Regions from separate parts of the Homo sapiens genome. Here region 2 is linked to region 1. Evidence: read pairs that join two places in POLR2A ChIA-PET (ENCODE). Cell type or tissue: K562. All regions are shown on one strand. Links, peaks and the distances in the headings refer to the core of each region. The heading gives the core; the rest is flanking DNA.

Region 1 (3,605 bases), core at 1-2,500:
AGCATTGTTTTCTGAGTCCCAACACCTTTTATTTTAAAAGCCTGTAGGAAGTCGCCTATTTAATAACTTGGCCCATTACACGTTGCCAATTCTCTTGTGATAAAGGCTGCTACCAGCATCAAAGAGAACAGAAAACTAACAATAGAGAAGTAAACATTAACACACCAGTGAGTTTCTAGGTTTAGATGTGCGAGTTGGCTAGATATTTAAATGATAATTATAAATTTTAATAAACAGGGAAGAAAGAAAAATAAGCCAAAAATGTAATACGGGCGTCCACAGCGAGGACCAGAATTCATGGGATCAAAAATTTTTTTTTCTTTTCTTTGAGACGGAGTTCCGCTCTTGTTGCACAGGCTGGAGTGCAATGGTGTGATCCGGGCTCACCGCAACCTCTGCCTCCTGGGTTCAAATGATTCTCCTACCTCAGCCTCCTAAGTAGTTGGGATTACAGGTATGCGCCACCAGGCCCGGCTAATTTTGTATTCTTAGTAGAGATGCGGTTTTTCCGTGTTGGAGACTGGTATTGAACTCCCGACCTCAGGTGATCCGCCCGCCTCAGCCTCCCAAAGTGCTGGGATTACAGGCGTGAGCCACAACGCCCGGCGGGATCACTAATTATCCGTGTTTTTCTCTTCGGGAGGAAAATCCTTTTGGTCAGATTTCCCTTGGCTTGGTGGTGGAGAGGGTGAGATCTTGCAGTTTTCAAACACTTCCTAAGGGGGTTCCGTCCCCAAGAGAGCAAGCAGCAGAAATGCCAGAGGAACCGTGCCTATGGGGACAAAGCTGAACTCCTCATGGAAGGAGATTACTGCAGTTCCGGTCTTGTGAGCCAAAGCTCCTGTTCAATCGTCCTAGAGCATCCCAAGCAGCAAATGATTTTAAACATGTTAATGTATTTAATCTCATTTAGTTGTTAAAATATGCCTAAATTTCCTCTTTGGGAACGCAAGACTTGCAGAGATGACTCCATGGAGAGCGGACTCTGCCGGCGGGAACTGGAGTCGTTGGTGACGTCATCCCAGTCTGATCTGTGAAGGGTAGGGCCAGCAGGCAGCACCAAAGTTCCCGTATGCGCGTTTTCAGTCTTCATTTAGGTCCGAATTCCCGGCATATAAGAATACTACCGTCGCTTGTTTTTCAGATTTTTGCGGCTATTTTCGTTGGTGTGTTGGTCATGTCTGGTCGCGGCAAAGGCGGAAAGGGACTGGGTAAAGGAGGCGCTAAGCGTCACCGTAAGGTCCTGCGAGATAACATCCAGGGCATTACCAAGCCTGCCATCCGGCGCCTTGCTCGTCGCGGGGGTGTCAAGCGCATTTCTGGTCTCATCTACGAGGAGACTCGCGGGGTTCTGAAGGTGTTTCTGGAAAACGTGATTCGTGATGCTGTGACTTACACGGAGCACGCCAAACGCAAGACAGTGACAGCGATGGATGTGGTCTACGCGCTGAAGAGACAGGGACGCACTCTTTACGGCTTCGGCGGCTAATGCTACCGCTTAAACGACTCAGCATCTCGACTTCCCAAATCAAAGGCCCTTTTCAGGGCCGCCCACAGTTTTCCGCAAAAGAGCTCATGACTTGTTAGACGATTGGTTGGTCTCTTTATAAGTTAATTGTTCCTGTCAACAGGTACGTATATTTTTCAGCCGTTTTTTTTTTTTCGTTCCAAATTACATTTGGGGTTTCGGCATACGATTTTTTAGGCTACGATCCTTTTATGTTTATTGTAGTAGGGCCTTAGATTGCACTGAAAAGGCTAGGGTAATAGTGTCTGTTTACCTTACCACTTTTATTTTGAGTACCTAAAAATGCATGGTTTTCGACATAAGTGGGAAAACCGCAAGACACTGCGTAACCGCTCAAAATGGCGGAGAGCGAAGAACAAAGCCGGTGCCTGGCAATGGGCCGGACCCGCGAATTAGCGCAACCAATCATCTTCCTGGAAAGGAGTGTGGGCCTTAAATTCTAGCGGCCTGTTTTCTATTACTTAACCTAACGACCGAGTTTAGGTGTGTAGAAGTTCCTGGGGTAGATAAGCTCACGCAAGGAGAGGTTGCAAGCATTCATTTCGGAATTCTATTAAGCCAACCCAGTTGTCCCTTAGAAGTTATGATATTTGCTGTTTTTTGAATAAAAGAATTTGACTCTCTTTAAACCCTAAAGCTTGAAATTTAGCATTTATCTCACATGAGACAAATGTTTAGGAACTCATGTTTAGGAACTCATGTTCCTGCCTGAGGCAGGAACTGAAACACCAGATCACTTGCATCGAGACCGTGAGACTCCCTATGTTTCATCCATCATGATTGCGTCCTTATCCCTCCCTGATTTCCTGTTTTCTCGCCCTTCTCGCTACATAAGCCCCCCAATTTTGGTCGGGGAGACGGATTTGTGATTTCATCTCCTCCCTCATGAATACTCATAGAATTTTTCCAAACCTACTGAATCTGTATGTAAGGTTGACTCTGTAAGGCATATATATATTCCAGCTCCCCTTCACTGCCACAGAGCGCTCATTCCATCCTGGGATTACTTCTCCCTCTGAAAATAAAGTCTTTGTTACTTCCTGCTTGGATCTCATTGTCTATTGTTCAAAAAAGATATGTCGTCATTCCACAGTTATGCCCCAGATGTCTTGGAGATGTGGTTTGTTTAAAGAAGGATCCAGCCATAACTTCCGTTGTGTCTCCAGTTTTCTTATCTAAAACAGGCTCCTCTCCCCTACTTCCCCATTTTTGAACATTGATTTCTCGGAGACCAGACTTACAGAATGTTTTTGTTTTGCTTTTGTTTTGTATTGGCTTGATTCTTAATCGTTTTACTTGGCTTCTGTACTCCCCATGTCCTGTAAAGTACAAGTGACTTTCATACACTTAATTGAAATCGGGTGAATATGCCTGTCAGGAACAGTTTACAGATGTAATGTACATAGTACACTACATCAGAAACACATGATGTCCGGTTTATGTAAATTCCAAGTGATAGAAAAATCGCAAGTTTGGGCTGGGCACAGTGGCTCATGCCTCTATTCCGAGCACGTTGGGAGGGCAAGGTGGGTCGATCACCTGAGGTCAGGAGTTCAAGACTAGTCTGGCCAACATGGTGAACACCTGACTCTATTAAAAATAAAAAAATTAACTGGGCATGGTGGCAGGCACCTGTAATCCCAATTAATCAGGAGGCTGAAGCAGGAGAATCGCTTGAACCCAGGAGGAAGAGGTTGTAGTGAGCCAAGGTGGTACCACTGCACTCCAGCCTGGGCAACAGAGAAAGACTGCCAAAAAAATTAAAAAAAAAAAAAACCGTTGGTTTAGGGTGATAGTTCCATTGAAAATCAGATTTTTCTTCTAGCCAGCAAGTTGTCCGTAGGCTGATACTTTGAAATCAGGAAAATAAATAGTTACTTTGAATGTCATTTTTAAAAAGTGTGAGCTCGTGCATATATATGAAAAGCATCATGTTATTGGTGCTAAGGCACTAGTTCGAGGAGAAAAAGTTTTATGAGGATGTTAATGTAACAACAGCAACAAAAAGGAGCACATAGCATGTACCAAGCATTGTTCTATGCTCTGGGAATTACAGCAGTGAATGAGAAAGAACAAA
Region 2 (3,605 bases), core at 557-3,056, 380 kb after region 1:
ATAGTTACCCTCTTAGATTTGTTTTTTATAAAGCATTTAGTAGCACCATGAGAGTGGGGAATACTGTTGGAAAGGGGGATGGAAAAGGAGTTTGGGGGAAAGGCAGAGAGGTTTTCTAAAAGGTTACATGAGAGATAGTGAAGGGTGATACTGATGTACTATGCTGGCAGCAGAAATGGAAACATTCATTTAGAAACATTCTGGGTTTCTAAAAAGTGATTGTTGCCACTCTCTTGCATCGTGGAAGATGCTAGTCTGAGTCAAGAGACTATTCTAGCCTCCCAAATAGAGGCTGTCAAGGAAGCAAAGGTCTGTCAGAAAGGGAGGTTCAGGATCAAGTGTGAATGGTGGATCCCTATTTGTATGCCAAGCTAATGGACAATTTACTTTGATTAAACAAGTTAGTAGAGGTACTGATTTTACAGATACTCTTACATAATCGTATTGGTCCTCCTGGGCACTAGATCCCATCCCATTCTCAAGGATGACACTCCAGCTGTTGTCCTGATTATCATTCCTACATCATCTCCCCCGCCCCCTCACTTCCTGATATTTTACATTCAAGGCTAGCTTTATGCATATGCAACCTGTGCAGTTGCACAGGGCTTTGTGTTCAGAAAGACTAGCTCTTGGTTTAATACTCTGTTGTTGCCATCTTGAGATTCATTATAATATAATTTTTGAATTTGTGTTTTGAACGTGATGTCCAATGGGACAATGGAACATTCACATAACAGAGGAGACAGGTCAGGTGGCAGCCTCAATTCCTTGCCACCCTTTTCACATACAGCATTGGCAATGCCCCATGAGCACAAAATTTGGGGGAACCATGATGCTAAGACTCAAAGCACATATAAACATGTTACCTCTGTGACTAAAAGAAGTGGAGGTGCTGACAGCCCCCAGAGGCCACAGTTTATGTTCAAACCAAAACTTGCTTAGGGTGCAGAAAGAAGGCAATGGCAGGGTCTAAGAAACAGCCCATCATATCCTTGTTTATTCATGTTACGTCCCTGCATGAACTAATCACTTACACTGAAAATATTGACAGAGGAGGAAATGGAAAGATAGGGCAACCCATAGTTCTTTTTCCTTTTAGTCTTTCCTTATCAGTAAACCAAAGATAGTATTGGTAAAATGTGTGTGAGTTAATTAATGAGTTAGTTTTAGGCAGTGTTTCCACTGTTGGGGTAAGAACAAAATATATAGGCTTGTATTGAGCTATTAAATGTAAATTGTGGAATGTCAGTGATTCCAAGTATGAATTAAATATCCTTGTATTTGCATTTAAAATTGGCACTGAACAACAAAGATTAACAGTAAAATTAATAATGTAAAAGTTTAATTTTTACTTAGAATGACATTAAATAGCAAATAAAAGCACCATGATAAATCAAGAGAGAGACTGTGGAAAGAAGGAAAACGTTTTTATTTTAGTATATTTAATGGGACTTTCTTCCTGATGTTTTGTTTTGTTTTGAGAGAGAGGGATGTGGGGGCAGGGAGGTCTCATTTTGTTGCCCAGGCTGGACTTGAACTCCTGGGCTCCAGCTATCCTGCCTTAGCTTCTTGAGTAGCTGGGACTACAGGCACACACCACAGTGTCTGACATTTTCTGGATTTTTTTTTTTTTTTTATTTTTTTTGTGAGACAGGTTCTGGCTCTGTTACTCAGGTTGCAGTGCAGTGGCATGATAGCGGCTCACTGCAGCCTCAACCTCCTCAGCTTAAGCTACTCTCCCACTTCAGCCTCCTGAGTAGCCAGGACTACAGTTGTGTGCCACCACACCTGTGGCTAATTTTTGTAGAGATGGGGTCTCTCCACGTTGCCGAGGCTGGTCTCCAACTCCTGGTCTCAAGCGAACCTCCTGACTTGGCCTCCCGAAGTGCTGGGATTACAGGCTTGAGCCACTGCATCCAGCCTGTCCTCTGTGTTAAACCTACTCCAATTTGTCTTTCATCTCTACATAAACGGCTCTTTTCAAAGTTCCCATAGACCTCACTGTTGCTAATCTAATAATAAATTATCTGCCTTTTCTTACATGGTTCATCAGTAGCAGCATTAGATTGGGCTGCTCAATTCTTCTTGGTATATTTTCTTCATTTGGCTTCTGGGGCATCACACTCTCTTTGAGTTACTCATTCCTCATTGATAGCTTCTTCCTAGTCTTCTTTACTGGTTCTTCCTCTTCTCCCTGACTCCTTAATATTGTTTTTCTCCCCAGGCTTTAGTTCTTAGTCCTCTTCTGTTATCTATTTACACCCAATTCTTTCAGAGTCTCATCCAGAGTCATGAACTTAAACCTGTTTCTGTGCAGATAATTCACATTATTATATCTCCAGCCCAGACTCTCCCGCAAACTGCAGACTGATCCTACTGCAGTATTCCTACCTACTCATCATCTCCACTTAGAAGCTAATAATCATCAAAACTGGACTCCTTATCTCATTCCCTCCCAAATCTGTCGCACCCACAGTCACCCTCACTCCATTCCATCCTTCACAGTTCTCTGGTCAGATACCTGGGAGTCAGCCTGATTCTTCTTTGTGTCGCATTCCGCATCAATTTATTGGGTGATTCTGTTGCTTCTATCTTCACTACATATCCATGATCTTACAGCATCTCACCACTCTTACTGCCACAACTCCTTTTGGAGACATCGTAATTTTCGCCTGAATCAATCTTGCCTTCCTGCTTCTGCCCCTGACTACTTACCTATTCTTCCACAGCATATTGGATGACCTTTCAAAAACCTACTGTTTTTTTTCTGGGGTGGGGTGGGGTGGGGTGGTTTATTCAAGGATTTAGGGGCAAGTGGTTTAATCCAGAAAACACTGGTGTGGAAAAAACAAAGTGAAAAAGAAAAGAAAAGAAACCAAGGAATACCACTCTGGGCTATTCAAGCTTAATCCTTCTTAACCCCTCTTAATCCTCAGAGGAGGAACTCTGGGAAACAATGTTGAAAATATGCCTAAAAATGATCAAACTTCAAGGGTAAGGGAGCTGGGATAGTCATACACCATTTACCAAAAATTGCTTGGGAGCTATTCTAAACCTCCAATTCAGTGGAACATCTGGCCTGCCATGAATGTGGGCAAAGTGTGATCAGCAGGTGGGGAAAGCTCTCATGCGATAAGATGCAAGTACCGGCAGGTAGAAATCAGCCTGGTGGACATTGACATGGTGAAGGTCAGGGGGATATGGGGGGGGCTTCTTGGTGGGATGCCAGAGGTAATATGGTGAGGCTCCAACATCTTCAATGTGGAGTTGATCCTTGATCCTTGGTCTTCAAAGTTGGTCAGTGGCCAGGTGCCGTGGCTCATGCCTGTAATCTTAGCAGTTTCTGAGGCAGGTGGATCACTTGAGGTCAGGAGTTCAAGACTAGCCTAGCCAACATGCTGAAACCCCGTCTCTACTAAAAATACAAAAATTAGTCGGGCGTGGTAGCACATGCCTGTAATCCCAGCTACTAGGGAGGCTGAGGCAGGAGAATCACTTGAACCCGCGAGGTGGAGGTTGCAGTGAGCCAAGATCACACCACTTCACTCCAGCCTGGGCAAAAGAGCGAAACTCCATCTCACGTACACACACAAAGTAATAATAAT

The links. Peaks named below come from ENCODE experiments on the same cell type or tissue, not always from the same donor. Only the 100,000 strongest peaks of a DNase experiment are listed, where the experiment ranks them.
Region 2: POLR2A ChIA-PET joins it to region 1 with 6 read pairs; 16 of 35 experiments call an interaction of 5 or more read pairs at or near these places.

The regions. Positions count from the first base shown.
Region 1 is chr6:26,203,468-26,207,072 of GRCh38, forward strand. H4C5 (H4 clustered histone 5) reads left to right here and starts at 1,143. Exons shown (of 1, transcript NM_003545.4): 1 at 1,143-1,554. The coding sequence starts at 1,178. The coding sequence ends at 1,489. RefSeq lists enhancers at 931-1,180, 1,191-1,330, 2,651-2,730, 2,781-2,880. In K562, for the core only: a CTCF peak has its summit at 1,009; DNase peaks (open chromatin) are centred at 1,034 and 1,884; H3K4me3 peaks cover 2,500 bases.
Region 2 is chr6:26,581,167-26,584,771 of GRCh38, forward strand. No RefSeq gene overlaps it. Among named protein-coding and RNA genes, the nearest start is that of TRY-GTA3-1, 5.9 kb to the left of the region's middle. In K562, for the core only: no CTCF peak of the experiment used is centred there; no DNase peak of the experiment used is centred there.